2 separate regions of the Homo sapiens genome follow, and region 1 is linked to region 2. Evidence: chromatin loops called from intact Hi-C (ENCODE). Cell type or tissue: OCI-LY7. All regions are shown on one strand. Each heading gives the region's core, and the rest is flanking DNA. Links, peaks and the distances in the headings are about the cores only.

What was found. Hi-C counts contacts between places; a loop is a spot of excess contacts. Peaks named below come from ENCODE experiments on the same cell type or tissue, not always from the same donor. Only the 100,000 strongest peaks of a DNase experiment are listed, where the experiment ranks them.
Region 1: it touches region 2 in a loop (2.1-fold over the local background); 1 of 110 quality-filtered maps calls a loop at or near these places.

The regions. Positions count from the first base shown.
Region 1 is chr19:29,920,884-29,926,759 of GRCh38, reverse strand. It overlaps the pseudogene PPIAP58 and a transcript of URI1 not described here. Among named protein-coding and RNA genes, the nearest start is that of URI1, 18 kb to the left of the region's middle. In OCI-LY7, for the core only: CTCF peaks have their summits at 2,690 and 2,891; DNase peaks (open chromatin) are centred at 2,499 and 2,879; H3K4me3 peaks cover 753 bases; H3K27ac peaks cover 1,413 bases.
Region 2 is chr19:30,043,333-30,049,208 of GRCh38, reverse strand. No RefSeq gene overlaps it. Among named protein-coding and RNA genes, the nearest start is that of URI1, 100 kb to the right of the region's middle. RefSeq lists an enhancer at 2,605-2,684. In OCI-LY7, for the core only: CTCF peaks have their summits at 2,407 and 2,606 (motif pointing left); a DNase peak (open chromatin) is centred at 2,598.

The sequences.
Region 1 (5,876 bases), core at 330-5,329, 120 kb after region 2:
TCAAGCTCAACACCCTGGCCTTTCCTTTGCAATGTATAGGTCGTTTCACACATTTTCTTTTAACCTTGTACTGCAGTTTAACACATATGCAGAAAAGTGCACAAATCCTTAGCGAATTTTCACAAAGTGAGCAATCCTGTATATCCAGCTCTCAGGTCAAGAAACAGAACATTTCTAAGGCTGGGTGAGGTGGCTCATGCCTGCAATCCCAGCACTTTGGAAGACTGATGCAGAAAGATCACTTGAGGGAAGGAGTTCAAGTCTAGTCTGGGCAACATAGTGAGACCTCTTCTCTATAAAAAATTTTTTAAAATTAGCCAGGCATGTTGGCACATTCCTGTAGTCCTGGCTACTCAGGAGGCTGGGGCAGGAAGATCACTTGAGCCCAGGAGGTTGAGGCTGCAAAAAGCTATAATTGTACCACTGCACTCCAGCCTGGGCAACAGAATAAGATTCTGTTGAAGGAAAGAAGGTAGGAAGGAAGGAAGGAAGGAAGGAAGGAAGGAAGGAAGGAAGGAAGGAAGGAGAGAGGAAGAAAGAGAGAAGATTTTTATTCGGGTAATGGGTGCACCAAAATATCAGAAATCACTGCTAAAGAACTTATTCATGTAACCAACACCACCTGTTCCTTAAAAACCTATTGAAATAAAAACAGAAAGAAAGAGAGAAAGAGGAAGGAAGGAAGGAAGGAAAGAAGGAAGATTGATTCCTAGAACCCCAGGAGCCCTCCAAGGTCCTTTTGTTCACCATCCACCATCCCTTCCTCCCCCCAGTCCTGGTAACCACTATTCCAACTTCCAATCCTTTGGACTAGTGCCATCTGTTTTTAAACTTCATACCAATGGACTCATACGGTATGTGCTCTGGGGTCTGGTTTCTGTGTCCAGTTTCATGTTAGTTCTTGTAGCATTTTAATCAGAGCCGGTCACATAATTTGTAGTGCCCAGTGCAAAATGAAAGTGTGGACCATCCCCTCCAACCCCACCCCCAACACCATTCAAAAGTTATTAAGAATTTCAAGATGGCAGCTGCAGAGCCTAAGTCAGTCACGGGATTCTTCTGAGTGCACAGCCCTGTGTAAGTCACACACGCCCACGAAGCCATCCTGTTTCCAGTTGCCTGTTTGGTCGAGTGTCTCTTCCTTGAGGGCAAGAGCTGTGCTGGGGGAAAGTCACCATCTCTGTGGAGTTTCTTCAGCCTTCATTCATTAAAACCTCACAGAGGCCCTGAGGCCAAGAAGGAGGGTGATCATTATAAGCATCACACCTGTTTAATTGATGCAATGTCTAGACTGAAAATGCCGCGGGACTCAGCCAAGGTCCCCCAGTGAGTGAGTGCAGGGGCGGACCTCACACACAAGCCCTCTGGCTCTAGGCAGCCTCCCCCTGCCTCCAGCTCTGCCCTAGAATCTACTGCATGCCAAGTACCGGACCCAGGACAAAGGGAAAAAAGAGTTCCTGCCCAAAAGGAACTCTCAATTCAACTGGAAAACAAAAACAGGACTTACACACATGAAGACATTATTAACCAAAACATTTTGTCCTTCATGTGCGGGCCTTGTAGCTGCAAGAATTGGAGGCTGTCTCTGCCTAACCAAGCAAGAAGGATCAACAAGAGAGGGTGCAGCAAGGTGTGGTGGCTCACGCCTGTAATCCCAGCACTTTGGGAGGCCAAGGCAGGGGGATCACCTAAGGTCAGTAGTTCGAGACCAGCCTGGCCAACATGGTGAAACCCCGTCTCTACCAAAAATACAAAAATTAGCCGGGCGTGGTGGTGCATGCCTGTGATCCCAGCTACCTGGGAGGCTGAGGCAGGAGAACCACTTGAATCCAGGAGGCGGAGGTTGCAGTGAACCGAGATCACACTGTTGCACTCCAGCTTGGGCAACAAAGGGAGACTTCATCTAAAAAAAATTAAAAATTAAACAAAATAATAAGAGGGGGTTCAGAGAGCCTGGACAGGAAGCTGAGGGCAGGCAGAGCTCCTGGGAGCCCTAGGGAGCAGTGGAGCCCCACCCCGGCTCTCACAGGGGCATGGTCTGGTCAGTGTGCTGCTGTTGCATCTGTGCAACACACACTCCAGCCATCCCATCAGTCCCGGTATCACTTGCTCACAGGACAGCCTCTGATTGGCTGAGCTCTGGCCTGGGGCTCAACCCCTGGCTCTCCTAGAGCTGGGAGACAGACGGAGGGCCTGGCCCCTCTGTTCTCACAGTGGGAGGGAGGGAATTCCTCAGAAAGAAATCAAGGGGTCATGAGGACCAGGGATGAAAGCGAGGTGGCTAAAAAATGACAGAAACCCCCTATAATGCACGTGTTTGTTTAGATCGCCAGTACACCGAGCAACAATGGGGGGCTCCTGTCCTTGAAACTGACTTTGCCTGTGCTTGTGGAGGAGGCTGGTAAAACCATTGTAAAAGGTGAGTCCGCAAGCACCCAGGTGTTTGTGAAAGTGTGGTGTGATGGTTACTTTTAGCTGTCAGCTTGACTGGGTTAAGGGATACCCAGATAGCAGGTGCAACATTATTTCTGGGTGCATCTGGGAGGGTGTTTTCAAAGAGATTGGTACTCGAATCAGTAGACCGAGTAAAAAACATCTGCCCTCACCAATGTAGGTGGGCAACATTCAATCCACTGAGGGCCCAAATAGAACAAAAAGACAGAGGAAAAGCAAATTCACTCTCTTCTGGACCTGGGACATCCACCTTCTCCTGCCCTGGGACGTTGAAGCTCCTGGTTCTCAGAACTTCAGGCTCAAACTGAATGATACCATCAGCTTCCGTGGCTCTTCAACCTGCAGATGACATACTGTGGGACTTCTTAGGCTCCTAATCACTCAGGCCAATCTCCATTATAAAGCCCCTCTTCCAGGTCTATAGCTATGTCTACAGCGCCATCTGTATCTTGTTCATTCTGTTTCTCTGACTAATCCATGTGGTTAAAGTAAAATCCTCAAACCTCACACTAACAGCAGAGAAGCTATAACACTGTCAAGCTTCAACTCACCAATGCATATGCCAGAGCCCTCTTAGAAACGTGGCTTCCTTGAAGGGAAGACCATGTTGTCATCAGGGCAGTGACCTCCAAGGAGCCTGGAAAAGAGTGAGAAGACCCACTGGGAATAATGTGGAAAGAATTCCCATCTGTGACATAGGAGAGAGGCCCAGAATCTGGTGGACGTGAAGATTCCAGTTCTATCTTGTGGGCAGGGACACATCCCCAGGCCTCACCCAGCACCCTGGGGCTGGAATACACCTCTAACTTGTATCCTACCTCCAGTCCCAGCTAGGCAGGACTATGATCTGGGAAGTAGATTGTGGGAGCCATGTCGTTTGTGGGTGACAGCTGCCTATTGCTCCCTGGACTGAGCAAAAGAGGTTCCATTTGCCCTCACTACCTCCTCTTTCCAGTGCTAGGCAGGGCAATATCAGTGGCAACGCCATGGGGCATGGTTATGAAAGTGGGAAAATGCTTGATCCCACTTGTGCAAGCATTTTCTACTCTGTGTGTGAGTACAGCAGTCACTGAACAGGGGTGGGGGCCAGGGGCTGCTGCTTTGTGTCCATGTATCAGTTAGCTATTGCTGTGCAACAAATACGCAGCAATAGCTAACCGATACATGGACACTCCAAAGCTCAATGGCTGAAAAAAAACAATAATGTCTTATTTTTCATGAGTTTGTGGGAGGGCTGGAGTGCTGCTGGAGGTTGGAGGCTTGGCTGAGGCAACTCTGCTCCACATATTTTACCCTCATCCTAGGACCTGCTGATTTCGTCCTTATCTTAGAGATGGCAGAAATGCACAAGATGGTATAGAGACACTCAGGGCCTCTGGAACTGGTGCACTGTCACTTCAGCCTGGTTCTGTTGGTCAACACAGGTCTCATGGCCAGCCCAGAGTCACATTGACAGGGCACTGCAAAGTGATGTGGCAAAGGGTGTAGATAACAGAAAGAGGTGATGAAGCGAGGCCAGTACCCAAGGGTGAATGGAGCTGGGGGGCAGAAACTAGGAAGCCAGCTTGATCCATGCCAGGTTGCAAGGGCAAGTTCAGGCCATGCACAGAGGAGTTGGGAGAAGAGTCAAGCCTGGGGGAAATCCCAGGGAAGGTACAGAGACTAAGGAGGCAGAAGGCCATGGTGCTGGTGGCTGAAAGTGGCCTGGAGCAAGCTGGCAGTAAGCATGAGTCTCATCAACTTCGCCTTGTGCCCAGAAAGGGCTTGTGCCAGAGTGCCCAGGCCCATAAAACACCACTTCAGGGCAGACCTGTTCCAAAGATCCAGAGCAATTTTAGATGTATCTGTGTTTCTGTTGTTGTTGATTTTTTTCATTTTTGTTGTTGAGACGAGGTCTCACTATGTTGCCCAGGCTGGCCCTGAACTTCCGGGCTCAAGCACTCCTCCCTCCTGCGCGTCAGCTGGGACTACAAGCACGTGCCACAGCTTGTATCTGTTTTTATTAAAACCATATTTCCTGAATTGTAGCCATTCACATTCAAATTTTATTGATTTTTTTTGCCATATCCGCTTGCCACCTATACTAATATTTACTTAATATTTTTATTTAAATCAACTCATATTTTTTGTTGTCGTTATTTAGTTTTTATTTCATAATCATAAACTTTACAATCCAGCTAGGCATGGAAGGGAATAAGGAAAACTTGGAGCTCAAAGGGAACTGCAGTGAGAGCACAAAGATTATAGGATACTGTGAGCAAATGGGGTGGAGGAGTGCTCTCCGGAGCTAGAGAAGGAATGGTCTTGAGGTTAAGATAAAACACAAGTCGACTGGGCACAGTGGCACATGCCTGTAATCCCAGCACTTTGGGAAGCCAAGGTGGGCGGATAACCTGAGGTCAGGAGTTCAAGACCAGCCTGGCCAACACGGTGAAACCCCGTCTCTACTAAAAATACAAAAATTAGCCAGGCATGGTGGTGCTCACCTGTAATCCCAGCTACTCAGGAGGCTGAGGCAGGAGAATCACTTGAACCTGGGAGGCAGAGGTTGCAGTGAGCTGAGATTGTGACATTGCACTCCACCCTGGATGGCAAGAGTGAAACTGTCTCAAAAACAAAACAAAACGAACACAAGTCAAGCTTATTAGAGTTGTCAACAGTCAGCAATGGTGATCTTCTTGCTGGTCTTGCCATTCCTGGACCCAAAACCCTCCATGGCCTCCACAATATTCATGCCTTCTTTCACCTTGCCAAAGAACACATGCTCACCATCCAACCACTCACTCTTGGCACTGCAGATGAAAAACTGGGAACCGTTTGTGTTGGGTCCAGCATTTTCCTTGGACAAGATGCCAGAACCTGTCTGCTTCAGGATGAAGTTCTCATCATCAAATTTCTCCCCATAGATGTACTTGCCACCACTGCCATTATGGTGTGTGAAGTCACCACCGTGACACATAAACCCCGGAATAATTCTGTGAAAGCAGGAACCCTTATAACCAAATCCTTTCTCTCCAATGCTCAGAGCACAAACATTTTCTGCTGTCTTTGGAAACTTGTCTGCAAACAGCTGGATGGAGATGCGGCCCCAGGGCTCATTGAAGAACTTGGTGGGGTTGACCATAGCTGATAGTATGGGGCCCCTGGAGGCAGTGGCGATGTGTGCAAAACTCAACTTATATTTTTAATGTAAAGATTTAACTTAATAATATTCATGAAATCATTGACTTCTGTGCTTGTTTTATATATATATATATATATACACACACACACACATACACACATACATATATATGTAGATTATTTTTCTGAGGCAGAGTCTCACTCTGTCACCCAGGCTGGGGTGCAGTGGCACAATCTTGGCTCACTGCAACCTCCACCTCCCGGGTTCAAGCAATTCTTATGCCTCAGCATCCTGAGTA
Region 2 (5,876 bases), core at 398-5,397:
AGGGTGCAGAGTAATCTTTAGACAAAAAAAAATGAAAGCATGCCCTAACCTTAAGATTTTAACAATGTTTCCTGTAACAGTTCAATTATTTAAAGGAAAAAAAAAAAAACCAGAAGAGCAAGCTTATGATGGAGGAGCTGCCCAACTTTCTTTATCATTTTATAAACAGGAGACTGGTCCTTCTGATGATGAAGACATTCCTTCTTTCTCCAGAATTTAGAGATGCAGAGAATGAAATTAAAGGGGATTATTTTGAAGCTACAGTTCAAATGGCCTCATTTGAACATCACCCACTTTTCCTGACTTTGTTTTGCAAGGGTAGTTGTCCATAAGTAAATAACGACTTCATTGCATGTCTTTAACTTACTGTATATGACGTTATCAGTTCATCATCTAATCTGTAACATTAGTTTGGCTAAGCACTGCATTTAAATAATTTATGCCACAGAGTAGTATGCAATAGGAACATTTTTAAAAATTATTTTCTTTGCTAAATTGTGTGGAAGTCCCCACCTGAAGTATAGCAGACTGCTACGTTTCAAGAGACACTCTACTACTTAGGCTGTTAAACGATTCAGGGGGAAAAAAAAAAAAACTGGGATTCCCTGATAATACTGTTTGGGCTGGCAGGTGCTAGTCTCATAGTTCTGGCTTATAAATACTTTTAAAAAGATTATTAAGCAATTTAAAGTAAACCTAAACTACAGATGAACCCAGCCTGATGGATTCATGTAGCCAATTACATTTTACAGTATCTATATCAAAAACATAGTCCATATTTCATTTTTATGAATCACTCCATAAGCCCACATCTAACAGGGTGACTGAGCACTTATGTTTAGTACCTTTGAGATGTTTTCAAGAAACTGGACCTCAAGATTTCCTTTTTTTGTTTTGTTTTGTTTTTTGAGACAGAGTCTCACTCTGTCACCCAGGCTGGAGTGCAGTGGCCCGATCTCAGCTCACTACAAACTCTGCCTCCCAGGCTCAAGCAATTCTCCTGCCTCAGCCTCCCTAGTAGCTGGGATTACAGGCACCCGCCACCACACCCGGCTAAATTTTTGTATTTTTAGTAGAGACGGGGTTTCACCATATTGGCCAGGCTGGTCTTGAACTCCTGACCTCAAGTAACCCAAACACCTCGGCCTCCCAAAGTGCTGGGATTACAGGCATGAGCCACCGCGCCTGGCCTAGACCTCAAGATTTTCTCAAGTGGGAAGCCAATTCTCAGTGAGACGTTTTGGACAAATGGTGACTGGCAGGTCTCACTGCCCAGCACAGCTGGACCCTAGGGCCACTTCCGGAGCAGGATGGAGCTGGGTCCAGGGCAGAAGGCAGCTTTCCTCCAGAAACCCAGGGAAGGCTAAAGGCATAGAGTTGTTAGCAGTGGCCTCTTGCAGGACCAAGCCAGCCTGCATGCAGCCTCGCTGCTCCTGGAACTTGACTGCAGGTTCCCCACCACACCCTTGAATACACAGCAGGCACCTGCAGGAAGTATAAGCAGCTCCAGAAGTCCAAGAGCCCAGTCATGGTTCACAGACAAGGAACTCATCGGTCATGCCTAGCGCTGGTGGTGTCCCCACCAAGAACACTGACGAAGACAACTTACATCCTGCTGAGAACTTGCGGTGATAAATACACAGGTCCAATGTGAGGCACTGAACATGTCTGTAATCATCTAGCAGAGGACGAGATCGGATGCCTTGTGTCTGGGTTTGTGACTTCTGCCTTGTAAATGGATAAACATTTCACATCTCCACGTAAGACTGAAACATGAACCCCTATCTTTTTTCACAGCAGACACAAACAAATACTACTTTTTTATCACTGCAAAGCACTTGATGTTAAGTTCATTAAAATGAAAGATTGGAGAGCCCCCAAATATAGGATAATATGATTCATGTATAGATCCCGGATAATAGATGTGGTTTCCATTATTTTCCTACTACATAAAGGACTAATTCTGCTGCTGCAGGAAGAGTGCTGCCTTTCTCTTCATGAGCCATTTTCATAAAACTGAATAAACAACAAACACAACCATGATTAGCTGTGACAGTTCCCCACTGATTTATTAGACTCAAATCCTAAGGAGAAGTCTAGTTTTAGGTCTGTCTCTGCACGTTTTTATCAAATAATAAAACTATAAAAATGAAATGATCCACTATCTTCAAAATAATAAAAAATAAAAGGTTCTGCAACTTAAAGAGATCTTCCTGTTACCAAGCAAGATGCAGGATTTGCATTTTTGGAACCCTGTCCCTTAAAAGTGAAGCAGCAGCGGAGAGGCCCTGCTGCCGGCATGCTTTTTAAGCCCAGCCTGAGTTCTCTATGCTTGAGAGCGTCTTATGATGCTGTAACTAACCTCAAACCTGGAGCAGCAGGGGGGCAACAAACCTCAGAATACAGCAATGTCATGCTTTACAGGAACTCTCTCAGCAACAGCATGAATGAGGGGGGAAATTGGTTGCCTAGGAAACCCTCTAGTCCTGGTAATTATTACTGTAACTGACTGCACACCCCACCTATAACAGAAATGAATAATAATTTATAATCGCTGACTGGCAGCTTTCTGTCTGTGCCTCTGCTCACCACTGCTACCTACTGGCATGCAAAATTAGTTACAAGCAAACAGCGGGGTATGCAGAGAAAAAAACCACCAGCAAAAAGAACATTTCAAGAAATCTTCTCCCATCTTCCCCCACCAGGTTCTGAATATAGTTCAAGTCAATTGCTGCTCGATCAATAGAGCAAAAATGAAAAGTGCTTTGTACAGGGGTTGAACAATGTAATGGAAGTTGGTCATCTCAATTAAAAGCAATTTCATATTGTGACATGAACTAGACCAAAAAGAAGGTGCTTAATAAGGTTAACAGACGCTAAATAACAGCATATATCTTAATGACCCCAAATATATGACTCACAAGCTATTTAATAGTATAGAATTTGATACTAAGCAAAATCACTATAAAAATCCTATCTGGTAGTTTTGATCAATTAAACTACACAATTAACAAAGATGGTCCATTTATCTTAGGTTGTCTAATTTGCAGTACAGTGTTAAAGCACTTCTACTGGAAGACTAGTTTGTTTAGAAATTAGAACATTCATAGTGATTTACCGGATTTGATTTAAAAGACATAGCAGGAGTTGGCAAAATTCACATATCATGGGGTTAATGTGGGTTAGAATGTAGCTATTTGTAATACAAAAATATTGCATACCAAATACACACATCTGATTTCTTTTAATCTTGGTTCGTCTTTTTGCAGAAGTCATTAGTTTGCTAAAATGAACAACAAAAACAGCTGCATTTGCCACTATTAGGACACAGAAATCTGCCATTTTTTAAATTTCCAAAGCAAGAGAATGCCACCTGGGTAATGAACCACGCCCAGGTTACCAGAAAGGTGTCGACTGACTGATGGTTTCCGCGGCTCCCGTCGTAAGGAAGGCTATGTCTACCATCATCATTGTATTCATCAGCTGCCATATATTCAGGCTCCACAACTTACTAGTGTGGCCTGGTCAGTACATTTCAAAGTTGAGAGAGCCTTTATAGTTCAAGAGGAAACAGCTGAAAATGGACAAATAGCCCCCAAAGGGTGCTGATGCCAAGTTAATGATCACCAAGATGAAGAGTATGAAGAATAATTATAGGGAAACCCTCAGCTCTTCCATGGGCAGTCCACACTTAACCCTGTGGAGCCCTCACGTCTTCCCGTGTTCCTGAGATTGGCTGGCGTGGAAGAATGTCCCTAGTCAATCTGATATTAACCATCAGGGAATCCCCCATCCCAAGCCCTCATCAGTTGATTCCATTGCAACATAAAATGTCATGTTCCAAAAATATTTCTGTTTTAAACACCCACTGTGGTAGTAATCATAGATTCATTGGTTGGGTTTTCTTCCCTTTCATCGTTATTGGAAACTGACCTCCTTACTTTTCAAAAAAATCAATAGATTTCCAGAAAACTTTCCAATTCTCAGAGATTTTTGCATAGTTCCAACATGGACAGCTTTTCCTACAGCGACTTTCTTATTAAGGAACCCACACAGACCAGATTTGGAGTGTGCAACAACCGCACAGAAGACACACACAGGTCTGAGTCCTGGCCGTGTGGAAAACCTGCACAGGTCACATTCGGCTCCGTGCTCTTAAGCACATTCAAGTTTCAAGCAAGTATTTGCAAACTTCACTTTTCTGAAGAGGTTCTGAGTGCTGCTCTTTGGTTGCACCTCAATTAGCTCCTAACAAGTGCTCCTTGAAAGATTTCCAGTAACTGTAAAAAAATTAAACTTACGTCTTTGTGACTACAGGTGGATCTAGCCTAGACACCGCTCTGTATCTTAGAATAGCCAAGTCTGCCCTAAGCCACAACATTTTTGTCTTTATTGCAATTCTTATCAGACTGAACCATTCCCTCTTTGCAAATACGATTCACCAACAAATCATCACTGACAGTCCATTCTTACCCTCAGTTTAGCTTCCAAGATCCCAAATAGACATTACCAAGAAAATCTTGGAGCCCAAGAAAATATCTGTAATCTCCAAAAATACATTTTACTGATAATAGGCTCTGAGTTCTTATTACTCGAACACGGCATAAATAAAACCCGTGTAGGTTTCAATTTCATCATCTCTGTCCCCAACACTCAAATTTTTTCCATCCTAGAAATCCACTTGATCCTTAACCCTACCTAGAGTACCTCCTCTGACGTGAAGCAGTTGCCAGTTTTCTTACCTCAAAGAAGATACTATGACTCCCAAGTTATAACTCTCAGTGTACAGCTCCTGGAACACTTCTGGTATTCTCCTTCGACCTATACACTTAACCTGCCTTCCCAATGAAGATCAGTTACTTGAAGGCCTTCTTAGCACAGTACCTTACAGTTTTCAATTGTAACTTAAGGCCAGGCACAGTGGCTCATGCCTGTAATCCCAGCACTCTGGGAGGCCAAGGCGGGTGGATCACCTAAGGTCAGGAGTTCAAGACCAGCCTGACCAACATGGTGAAACCCCGTCTCTACTAAAAATACAAAACTTAGCCAAGCATGATGGCGCACGCCTGTAATCCCAGCTACTACTCGGGAGGCTGAGGCAGAAGAATCACTTGAACCCGGGAGGCAGAGGTCGGCAGTGAGCCAAGATCGCGCCATTACACTCCAGCATGGGCAACAGAGTGAGACTTCGTCTCCAAAAAAATAAAAATAAAAATAAATTGTAACTTAAAATTACAGCTTTCTTTTTTATATGAAAGTTTCAATGGGACAAACTGAAGCTGGCCTTAAGTGTTCTGTTTCAAGCCATTATAAAGCAGAACAGCAGACCAAGGAATTGCTTAGGAACACTACAGACAGTGTACTCCACCAACTCTCCTGCTATAAATGCTGGATAAAATGTAATAAATATCTTCTCAAATACAGAGCCTTACTTGCATGAAAGTAACAGAAATCACCAGTGGCTAAAAATGAAGGAAAAGAAAAAGCTAAAACCACTGGCATCAAGTTAGAGCTGTCCTGGGACCTAGCCAAGAAATTTATGTTTTAAAAGCACCAGGAAATAAGCGGCAAGTCCTTGAGCTCGAACAAGATGGTAGAACTAAGATCATACATGAAGACCAGACCCCGGAAAGGCTGCCAGAATGCCAGAGTGAACGGCTGGACTAGAACAAATGTTCCCACTGTCAAAAACACGAACCACAGCAAGGAAACTTGTTCCTATCTGCCTGAGCTCTAGATAAGGGTGGAGTCTTGTATTAGTCTGTTTTCACGCTGCTGATAAAGACATACCTGAGACTAGGAAGAAAGGGATTTAATTGGACTTACAGTTCCACATGGCTGGGATGGCCTCAGAATCATGGTAGGAGGCAAAAGGC